2 separate regions of the Homo sapiens genome follow, and region 1 is linked to region 2. A link is an interaction called in ENCODE POLR2A ChIA-PET data of the cell type or tissue named here. Cell type or tissue: MCF 10A. All regions are shown on one strand. Links, peaks and the distances in the headings refer to the core of each region. The heading gives the core; the rest is flanking DNA. Region 1 has its middle 6.3 kb from the start of MESP2. Region 2 holds the start of LOC124903552 (a long non-coding RNA gene).

What was found. ChIA-PET counts read pairs that join two places held together with the same protein. Peaks named below come from ENCODE experiments on the same cell type or tissue, not always from the same donor. Only the 100,000 strongest peaks of a DNase experiment are listed, where the experiment ranks them.
Region 1: POLR2A ChIA-PET joins it to region 2 with 14 read pairs; 7 of 35 experiments call an interaction of 5 or more read pairs at or near these places.

What each region holds. Positions count from the first base shown.
Region 1 is chr15:89,780,453-89,784,835 of GRCh38, reverse strand. No RefSeq gene overlaps it. Among named protein-coding and RNA genes, the nearest start is that of MESP2, 6.3 kb to the right of the region's middle. RefSeq lists enhancers at 1-449, 450-1,111, 1,112-1,774, 2,839-2,898. In MCF 10A, for the core only: no CTCF peak of the experiment used is centred there; a DNase peak (open chromatin) is centred at 2,795.
Region 2 is chr15:89,835,152-89,839,534 of GRCh38, reverse strand. ARPIN-AP3S2 (ARPIN-AP3S2 readthrough) reads left to right here. Exons shown (of 10, transcript NM_001199058.2): 9 at 1,813-1,920; 10 at 3,892-4,383. The coding sequence ends at 4,020. AP3S2 (adaptor related protein complex 3 subunit sigma 2) reads left to right here. Exons shown (of 6, transcript NM_005829.5): 5 at 1,813-1,920; 6 at 3,892-4,383. The coding sequence ends at 4,020. It overlaps LOC124903552 (a long non-coding RNA gene), which reads right to left and starts at 3,626. Exons shown (of 2, transcript XR_007064754.1): 1 at 2,590-3,626; 2 at 191-2,087. RefSeq lists an enhancer at 1,491-2,690. In MCF 10A, for the core only: no CTCF peak of the experiment used is centred there; DNase peaks (open chromatin) are centred at 1,954 and 2,734.

The DNA.
Region 1 (4,383 bases), core at 306-4,305, 55 kb after region 2:
GTGGGGGAAGCTGGGTGCATGCGGAGCACCGTGGAGTCTGGGACCCCAGAGCACAGGAGGGGAGACGTGCCCAGCCTGCCGGCCCTTCCTGCAGGTGCCCTGCGCCTGTGCCTCCATGTCTGCCTGCAGGACTCCGGGCTCCTTTTCATGCTCTATTGACTGAGCTAGCTGGGTGGTTTGCAGGGCTCCTTTTATTCCTATTCTGATGGCAGCTGGAGCTGCTGGGTGGTGGGGAGCTGTGGACCCAGTGCTCCCGCAGTGAGTGGTGAGAGGGGCCCTGGCAGAGCGCAGGGAGTGCTCTCCAGGAAGCACCCTCCTTAACATGAGGCAAGGGTGCAGGGTGCTGGCCGTGCCCCTCTTCCTGCTCCACGGGAACACCTGGGATACCTGGGACAATGCGGGACAGGTCTGTGCAGTGAAGGCAGCAAGCACAGGGTCCCATACCTGGTGCCACCCTTCACTGGCCAAGGGCACGCCCCACCGTCTTCCGTGGTGGAAGGGTGGAGTGGGGTGTGGGTACCAATGCATAAAGAGGTTGTTTTCTAGAGCAGCACACAGGGATGGGCTGGGCTGAGGAGCAGGCAAACCATGGGGTGGGGACAGCTTTGCCAGGCTCATAAAGTGGGGGCTGTGCCCTCCACATCGCCTGGGGCAGAAGATGGTCAGGGCCAACTCTGAGAAGGCCTGGGACCAGCGCAGCTCCACGCACACATTGGCCCTGGTGAGCATTTCTTGACAAATGGAGCCCCACTGTGGCAGGCTCCCCTCAGCCTCTGCCCCGCAAGGCCCAGTTGAACATCCAAGGCTGAGAGGAGGGGGAGAAGGCGGGAACAGCCACAGGGGTCCTTAGGAGTCACCTCCAACAGACACCCACAGCCAGCTCCGCAGGCTGGAATCATGGAGTCCAGCAGGTCTGGTTTCAGTTTCTTAGACAAGGGACCCACATGCCCAAGCCTAGGTCTCATCTGCACAACGAGGCAGTGTCAGAGCTGTTGGGCTGGTGTGTGGATTGAAGGAGATACATGTACTTAGCAAATGGCCTGACGCATAAGGAGAGCTGGGTTTTATTATCACCCTTGGCCCTCTTCCCCCTTGTGAGAAGCAGGCAGGCCTGGGGCCAGGAAGGCCCCCCATCCCCCACCACCATCTGCACATCAAAGAGTAGGGTGAGCTAAGGGCGGAGGCCAGCCCGGATGATGGTGCTCTGTCCCTCCACCAGCCAGGAGGCTCCCTGGGCCGCCCCAGATTAAGCTCCGCCAGCCACTTTGGGCCAACCCTTCCTGTCGCCAGTACCCAGCGGCCGTGGCTGGCACTTGACCTTCTGGGGACCAGCTGTGGGAGGGGCCGGCCTCACCATCTTGAGTTTCTAATGGGCTCTAGGATCCCTGGACATTGCAGAGGAGAGAGCTGGCCTGCCAGGGAGAAGAGTTTATGCACATTATTTCATTTAGTTCTAAACCGTACCATGAGATAAGGAATATCTTTATGTCAGCTTTACAGATAAGGAAACTGCAGGGCAAGGAGATGAAGTCACAACTCAGTAGAACTGAACTGGAACCACTGTCTGGCTTTACTCCCTGCACAGAAGTGGAAGCCAGTTCTCCATCTGGAGCTGGGGTGGAGTGCGTGACGTCTATACTGCCATGCTTGTGCCGTTACTGGAAAGAGGTCTCGATCCTTGGAGCCCATGCAAGAAAGAATTCAGGGCAAGTCCATAAAATGAAAGCAAGTTATTAAGAAAGGAAAGGAATCAAAGAATGGCTACTACACAGGCAGGGCAGCAGCATGGGCTGCTCAACTGAGTAAACTTAAGAGCTATTTCTTGATTTTTTTTTTCTTTTTTTTTTGAGACGGAGTTTCATTCTTGTTGCCCAGGCTGGAGTGCAATGGTGCGATCTTGGCTCACCACAACCTCCGCCTCCTGGGTTCAAGCGATTCTCCTGCCTCAGCTTCCCAAGTAGCTGGGATTACAGGCATGCACCACCATGCCCGGCTAATTTTGTATTTTTATTAGAGATGGGGTTTCTCGACCCCAGGAGATCCGCCCACCTCAGCCTCTCAAAGTGCTGGGATCATAGGCGTGAGCCACCGCGCCCAGCCTTATTTCTTGATTATATGCTAAACAAGGGGTGGATTATTCATGAGTTTTTTGGGAAAGAAGTGGGGATTTCCCAGAACTGAGGGTTTCTCCCTTTTTTAGACCATACAGGGTAACTTCTGCATATTGCTGTGGCATTTGTGAACGGTCATACGCTGGTGGGAGTGTCTGTTAGCAGCTAAGGTATTATAATCAGCGCATAATGAGCAGTGAGGATGACCAAAGGTCACTTTTGTCACCATCTTGGTTTTGGCGGGTTTTGGCTGGTTTCTTTACTGCATGCTGTTTTATCAGCAAGGTCTTTGTGACCTGTATCTTATGCCGATCTCCTGTCTCATCCTGTGACTAAGAATGCCTAACCTCCTGGGAATGCAGCCCAGCAGGTCTCAGCCTCATTTTGCCTAGCCCCTATTCAAGATGGAATCGCTCTGGTTCAAACACCTCTGACGATGCCACCTGGCAGTGTACAATGCTGGCACTCATCAGGACCTCCATGGCTGATCCTGGAATGCAGTGAGGATACACAGAGCCAGAGGAATGCCTGCAGAGCCTTGGTCAAGGTCAAAGAGCAGGAACCAACTAGAACTCTGGCGGCTGATTCCCTGCCCAGCGCTCTTGCCTGCCCTCAGCACTCAAGTCCAGCAGGAATGGAAGGTGCTGAGGCTCTGTAGGCAGCAGCCTTGGTGGCTCCTCTGACTCAGCCTTTCGAGACTGTGGAGTCAGCATAGCTAACGCAATCTTTCATTTTCTTTTTCCTTTTTTTGTTTTGTTTTTTTTTTTTTTTGGAGACAGAGTCTCACTCTATCGCCTAGGCTTGCAGTGGCACGATCTCGCTCACCGCAACCTCCACCTCCTGGGCTCAAGCGATTTTCCTGCCTCAGCCTCTTGAGTAGCTGGGATTACAGGCGCTCACTACCACGCCAGGCTAATTTTTTGTATTTTTAGTAGAGACGGGGTTTCACCATGCTGGCCGGGCTGGTCTCAAATTCCTGACCTCAAGTGATCACCCCACCTTGGCATCCCAAAGTGCTGGGATTACAGGCGTGAGCCACCATGCCTGGCCTCAGTACTCATTTTATTGAGCACTTACTATGTGCCAAGTATTAAAACCCTGAGAGGTAGGTCTATTATTGTCTCCACTTCACAGTTGAAGAAACTGAGGCTCAGGGAGGTTCCAAAGCTTATCTGTCAGTCTCACTTGGTTACACAGCAAGTAAGAGCCGAGTAGAATGCGCAACCTGGGCCCCAATGCTGTGTGTCTACTCTAACCTTGCCTGGATTTTTCTCATCCTTCCAGCTGTGGCTGACAGCCCCTCGGGACAGCAGGGCCCTAAGGGCAGAACCAGAGCACTTCTGGAAGGTTAGAGGAAGAAGGTACCTCAGCACCACCCAAGATAGTTCCTCCTTTAGGAACTGTGAAAACTGAAGCTCAGAAAGAGTGACTTGCCTGATGCCACAGGGCGTGTCAGAGGCAACGGGCAACCTTGCAGGATGAGAGGGGAAAGCCCCACACGCCAAGAGCTCAAGCCCAGGAAATCAGGCAGCTCATGCTCTGTGCTGCCTCTCCCTTTCTCTCAAGCTGGACTGTTGCAGTGGCCTCCTGCCTGGTTCCATTTCTATGAAGCGGCCGAAGGGACTGAGAGCAGACTTCTTACCAGCTCACCCCCAACTCCCAACCCTCAGTGCTGCCCATCATTCGGGAAACGGAGGCCAAAACCTCATCACCCACCACGTGGAACTCCCCACAAACTTGCCTCCAAGCCCCTTTCCGGCTCTGTTTGCCACTTTTCTCTGTCATCTCTAGACACTAGACGCTTCTGTTTCGACTTGGCTCATGCTGTTGCTCCTGCCTGGACCTCTCTTCCCTCACTCCTCTTGATAAACTCCTGCATATCCTTCAACACCCAGCTCCAAGGTCACCTCTTCTGCACTCTCTCCTCCCTGAGTCAGCAGATACAGAAGGAAGTTACCACCACTGCTGGCTCCCATGCCCACGGGAGCCTTTGCTAATAGATCTTGGCATCCTTTTCCCAAGATCCTGGCAGTGCCTCTTACTCTTAAGACACCGCAATCAAGGCAGCAGGACTAAGGAATCAGGTAACTCAAGAATGAGATGGTACTGCCAACCTCGCCTCCCACCAGGTTACCGCATCCTGGTCCCTAAGCACCTCACACAAACCCCCATCCTTGTGTTTAGGACCTGGGCTCTGATCATTTATTTCCCTGTAATTCACATTAGTTGGGGAATATTTTCTCTCTGGCACCTAACACATGGTGTTATGGGC
Region 2 (4,383 bases), core at 275-4,274:
ATTTTAAAACCAGTCTTGTTTAACATTTTGTAAATTATCTAAATATGAGACTTTTACCATTAAATCTTCATTTGCATATAGCTAATGAATAATTCATATTGTATAAAATGTAAGAACACCTCGTGAGAGTGTGTGTGTGCGTGTGTGTAGACAGAACAGTGGTTAATAAAGCTCAATGTGGGCACACACGCAAGGGAATACATTTGATTTATTATACTCTGTCCTCAAGATCAGAAGTTCCCTGCACTTACTGAGGGCAAAATACAGGGAGCCAATGCCAGAGAACTTCAGATGTCAGAAGTGCACAGTGCCCAGATATGCAGACACATCTTTCTTCTTGACTCTGCATTGCTGACAGAGTAAACTGGTGGTTGACTCTAGACTCTGGACCAGTGGTTCTCAGCTGGGGTGAATTTGCCCCCTGGAACACATATGACAATTCTGGAGACATTTTTGATTGTCAAGCTGGAGGAGTAGAGACCAGGGATGCTAGAGAACAGGCCACAGTGACAGGACAGCCCCACAGCAGAGGATTATCTGGTCCCAGATGTCACTAGTACCTAGGCTGAGAAGCCCTGCTCCAGACCCAAATTACCTTCTCAGCCTTGTCTTAGCCTCTCTCCTGCATAAAGAAAGTTGCCATCCCAGCCAGACCCAGGAGCTCCCCATACCTGCCCATACACCAGCTGAATTGCTCCTTCCAACATCTTCTACCTGAAATTCTTTCCCCTACCTCTCTAATGTCAGAGCCCAGCTTCCATCCTCCCACTGTCTCTGTGAAGCTCTCTGATCTCTCTAGCCACTGTACCCTTTCTTCTCTGACTTCCCCAGGACTATCCCAGTCATTTGGCACTTAGTTAACAATAGAAGGTTGTACTTGCTGTCTTCCCAACTTGACCGAAAGCACCTTGAGGGCCATTTGATGTGATTTGGTTTGAAATATGGAGTACCATTCCTTATGAACCACAGTGGGCATCTCTGCTTTGACCCACCCAGGGCTTTCTGTGACAGCTTTCCTACCACAAAGGGGTACAGTAGTTGAGTCACCTCCGTCCCATCACAGCAGTTAGGTACACTGAGATTCAGCTTTGTTTAGATGACTGCTAGCTAGATGGAACCTAAGCCCAAATGTGACCCTTATGCTTAGAAAGGTGTTTATGCTGAATCTGCTTTCTAATCTAAGCAGTAAGAAATGAGGTGAGGAGAGGTGCAAAGGAATTGGGCTCTATCTTGCTCTGATCACGTCCCTTCAGTGGAGCACAGGCTGGAGGATCTGCCTTATAGAAGGTGGAAGACATTCATTTCAGTTGCTTGGACAGGGATTATTCTGTCATAGCTGGACCTACTTAATGACAGTCAGTGTTGATGATGGTAATATTAATAATGAAAGCCACCATTCCTTACTTAGAACCCAGTGTGTCCTGGGCACCAGGCTAGGTGCTTTACACACATTTATCTCATCCAGTCCTCACTGCAATCCTGGAAGGAGGCTGAAGCACTTTAAAGGTCATTTGCCCAGGGCCACCCAGCTAGCAAGTAGCAGAGCCAGAATTTAAACAAGAGCTGTCAGACTTTGAAGCCTGTGCTCATAGCTACCACCTCGCTGCTGAGGGGAGAGATTCGTGTTGCCATGTGCCAAGACCTGGGAGAGACCCCTCGTTGTGTCACTGGGCAGGGGGGTTTGAGTGTCTGAGTTGTGAGTCAGGACAGGTCATATCTGACCACTCTGCTGCTGCAGGAAAAGGAAACCTCGTGGGTTACACTCTGACCACCACAGAGTATTCTGACTCCTGATTTTTGCTTCCCTTTTAGGTGCACTACATCCTCCAGGAGGTGGTGATGGGTGGGATGGTGTTGGAAACAAACATGAATGAAATCGTGGCTCAGATTGAGGCTCAAAACAGGCTGGAGAAATCCGAGGTGAGTAAGCAGCTGTGCTCTAGCCCTGGCTGGGTAGAGAAAACCTGGGCAGAGGCAGGAGTGTGTACATGTGTTGGTTTGTGTTGCTGTGAAACCTCGGGAAATGATACTCATCTTCTTTCTTCCTTGAGTCCATTGAAACTCATGGATTTGAAGGTCAGCCAGCCCTGAAAATTAAACAGGTAACAAGTTTGAAATCTCAGATTTTCAGGGTAGAAGAGCAAATAGAAAAGCCAGATGGCAGAGGAAGGCAAACAGCTTCTGGCTTGGGGGTTATGGCCCATGTTTGTGGTTTGTAATTCCTCCTTTGAAAGCCACTCGTTCCCTGGAGGGACCCAGAACCCTCTTCCCTAGTCCAGTGTGGTTTCCTAGTTTGTGTGCTCTAAGAGTCTGATCTCCCAGCAGCCATTTCTCGTGGTGTCTTTCAGACCTCAGAGTTGCCAATTTCCTTATTTCCAGTTAGCTTTATAAAAAACTACAGTAGAGTTTGGGCTAGGCTTGAAAATAACATACCCCAGTCCACCCCCACATGGTGCTGGGCTTGATAGAGATGTTCACATAAATTCTGTCCTATCCCTCTGAGGTCTCGCCGTCCCCTTCCTCAGCCTTCCCAGAGCACAGAGGTTACAGACGTATACTTTCACATGCAGAAATAGCAGAACAAATTACCTCTTTAATTATCTGAGTGTCTTAAAGAGCTTCTTTGCCTTGTATACGGAACTTGATCTTGCGAAACCAGGAATTCTTCTTTCTGTGAGGACTGGCAGTCCTGTGGAAGAAGCTTTTCCAGACCACAGCTATTGGTGGCAGCTATAGTTCTTTTAGAAATGTAGGCTGGGAAGATTCCAGGAATAGTAAGTGAGTCAGAGGCAAGGGGGTTGGAAATGAGAAGAAATGGAGACTTGCTGGGTGAGGGCAGAAGCAGAGTTGGTATCCGGAAAGAAGGCAATAGGGGAAAAATGATTGTGAGAGAGTTTTCATCCACTTTTGCCGTTCCCTCCACGTGGGGGTGAGCCTGCCAGGTGGGGGTTCACTGTAGATGTGCATACTCTTTGCGTTTTGTCACCAGCTCTTCTTTATCTGTGATACCCCCCACCTTCTCCCAGCTTGTTGCCACATGACACTTCCAAAGCCAGCTCTTTTCATCTCACATTATTAGTTGGCAAGCAGTTGCCCTAGAGCTGTGACTGTCCTTTTCCTTTTAAGAACTTCCCGGTGACTTTGCACGTTTCAATAAGAGTCTTTGGTCTCTTGAGGAAAGGGTTTTGTTTTGTTTTGTAACCAGAAAAGTGCCCCTGACAAATCACCTTAGATTATTTCAGCATTTATTGGGTACCCACCATGTGCCAGGTACTGTGAGAGGCTGGGGCTGTGAAACTGTATAGGCCACACTCCGCCTCTGAGGAGCTGGTAGTCTAGTAGGACTGCAGGCTTTGGATCCCTGTGCCAAACCCCATCTAACCTCAAGATTGTTTTGTTGGCTACTTTTGAGGAATAAGGGGGGAAAGTTAAAACTTCAGTTGTGTGTGCTCAGTTTGGAATTTTTCTAGGCATCCTTCACCTGTTATTTTGTTTGTTTGTTTGTTTGAGACAGAGTCTCACTCTGTTGCCCAGGTTGGAGTGCAGTGGCGTGATCTCAGCTCACCGCAACCTCCGCCTTCTGAGTTCAAGCGATTTTCCTGCCTCAGCCTCCCTAGTAGCTGGGACTACAGGGGCCCGCCACCACTCCTGGCCAATTTTTGTATTTTTGGTAGAGATGGGGTTTCACCATGTTGGCCAGGCCTATCTCGAACTCCTGACCTCAGGTGATCCACCCACCTCGGCCTCCCAAAGTGCTGGGATTACAGGCGTGAGCCACCACACCCATCCTGCTTGTTTGTTTTTGTTTTTGCTTTTTTTTTTTTTTTTTTTTTAGCATTAAGCAGATAACAGTGAGAATTTGTCTCATACTCGCCTCTCATTTCTTCTTAGGGTGGCCTTTCAGCAGCCCCTGCGCGGGCTGTGTCTGCTGTGAAAAACATCAACCTGCCAGAGATTCCTCGGAACATCAACATTGGCGATCTCAACATCAAAGTTCCCAACCTGTCCCAGTTTGTCTGAGGATCAAGTATTGGCCTGAAATAGAGTCCTTAAGACAAGCAAAGACAAGCAAGGCAAGCACGTCTGGAAACAGAACCCATTTTGAGCCTTAGAAGAGTCAAGCCTCAGGACCTGGAAACTTTGTGTCTGGGGAAGACTGTTTGGCATGGAATAGGGAAGGGATTCCTATTGACACTGCTCGGGTGCACCCAGTTCTCACATGTGCAGTCATGCCGTTCTCTGATGCATACGGCCACTGCAGATGTGAGGGGCCCTGCCTTCCTCAGTAGGGAGTCAACATGCCCAAGTCATTTGCACCTTTACCTCTCACATGGATGCTCCCAAGGGTTAGGGACTGCATTGAGCAGGCCCACCTGCTTCCCA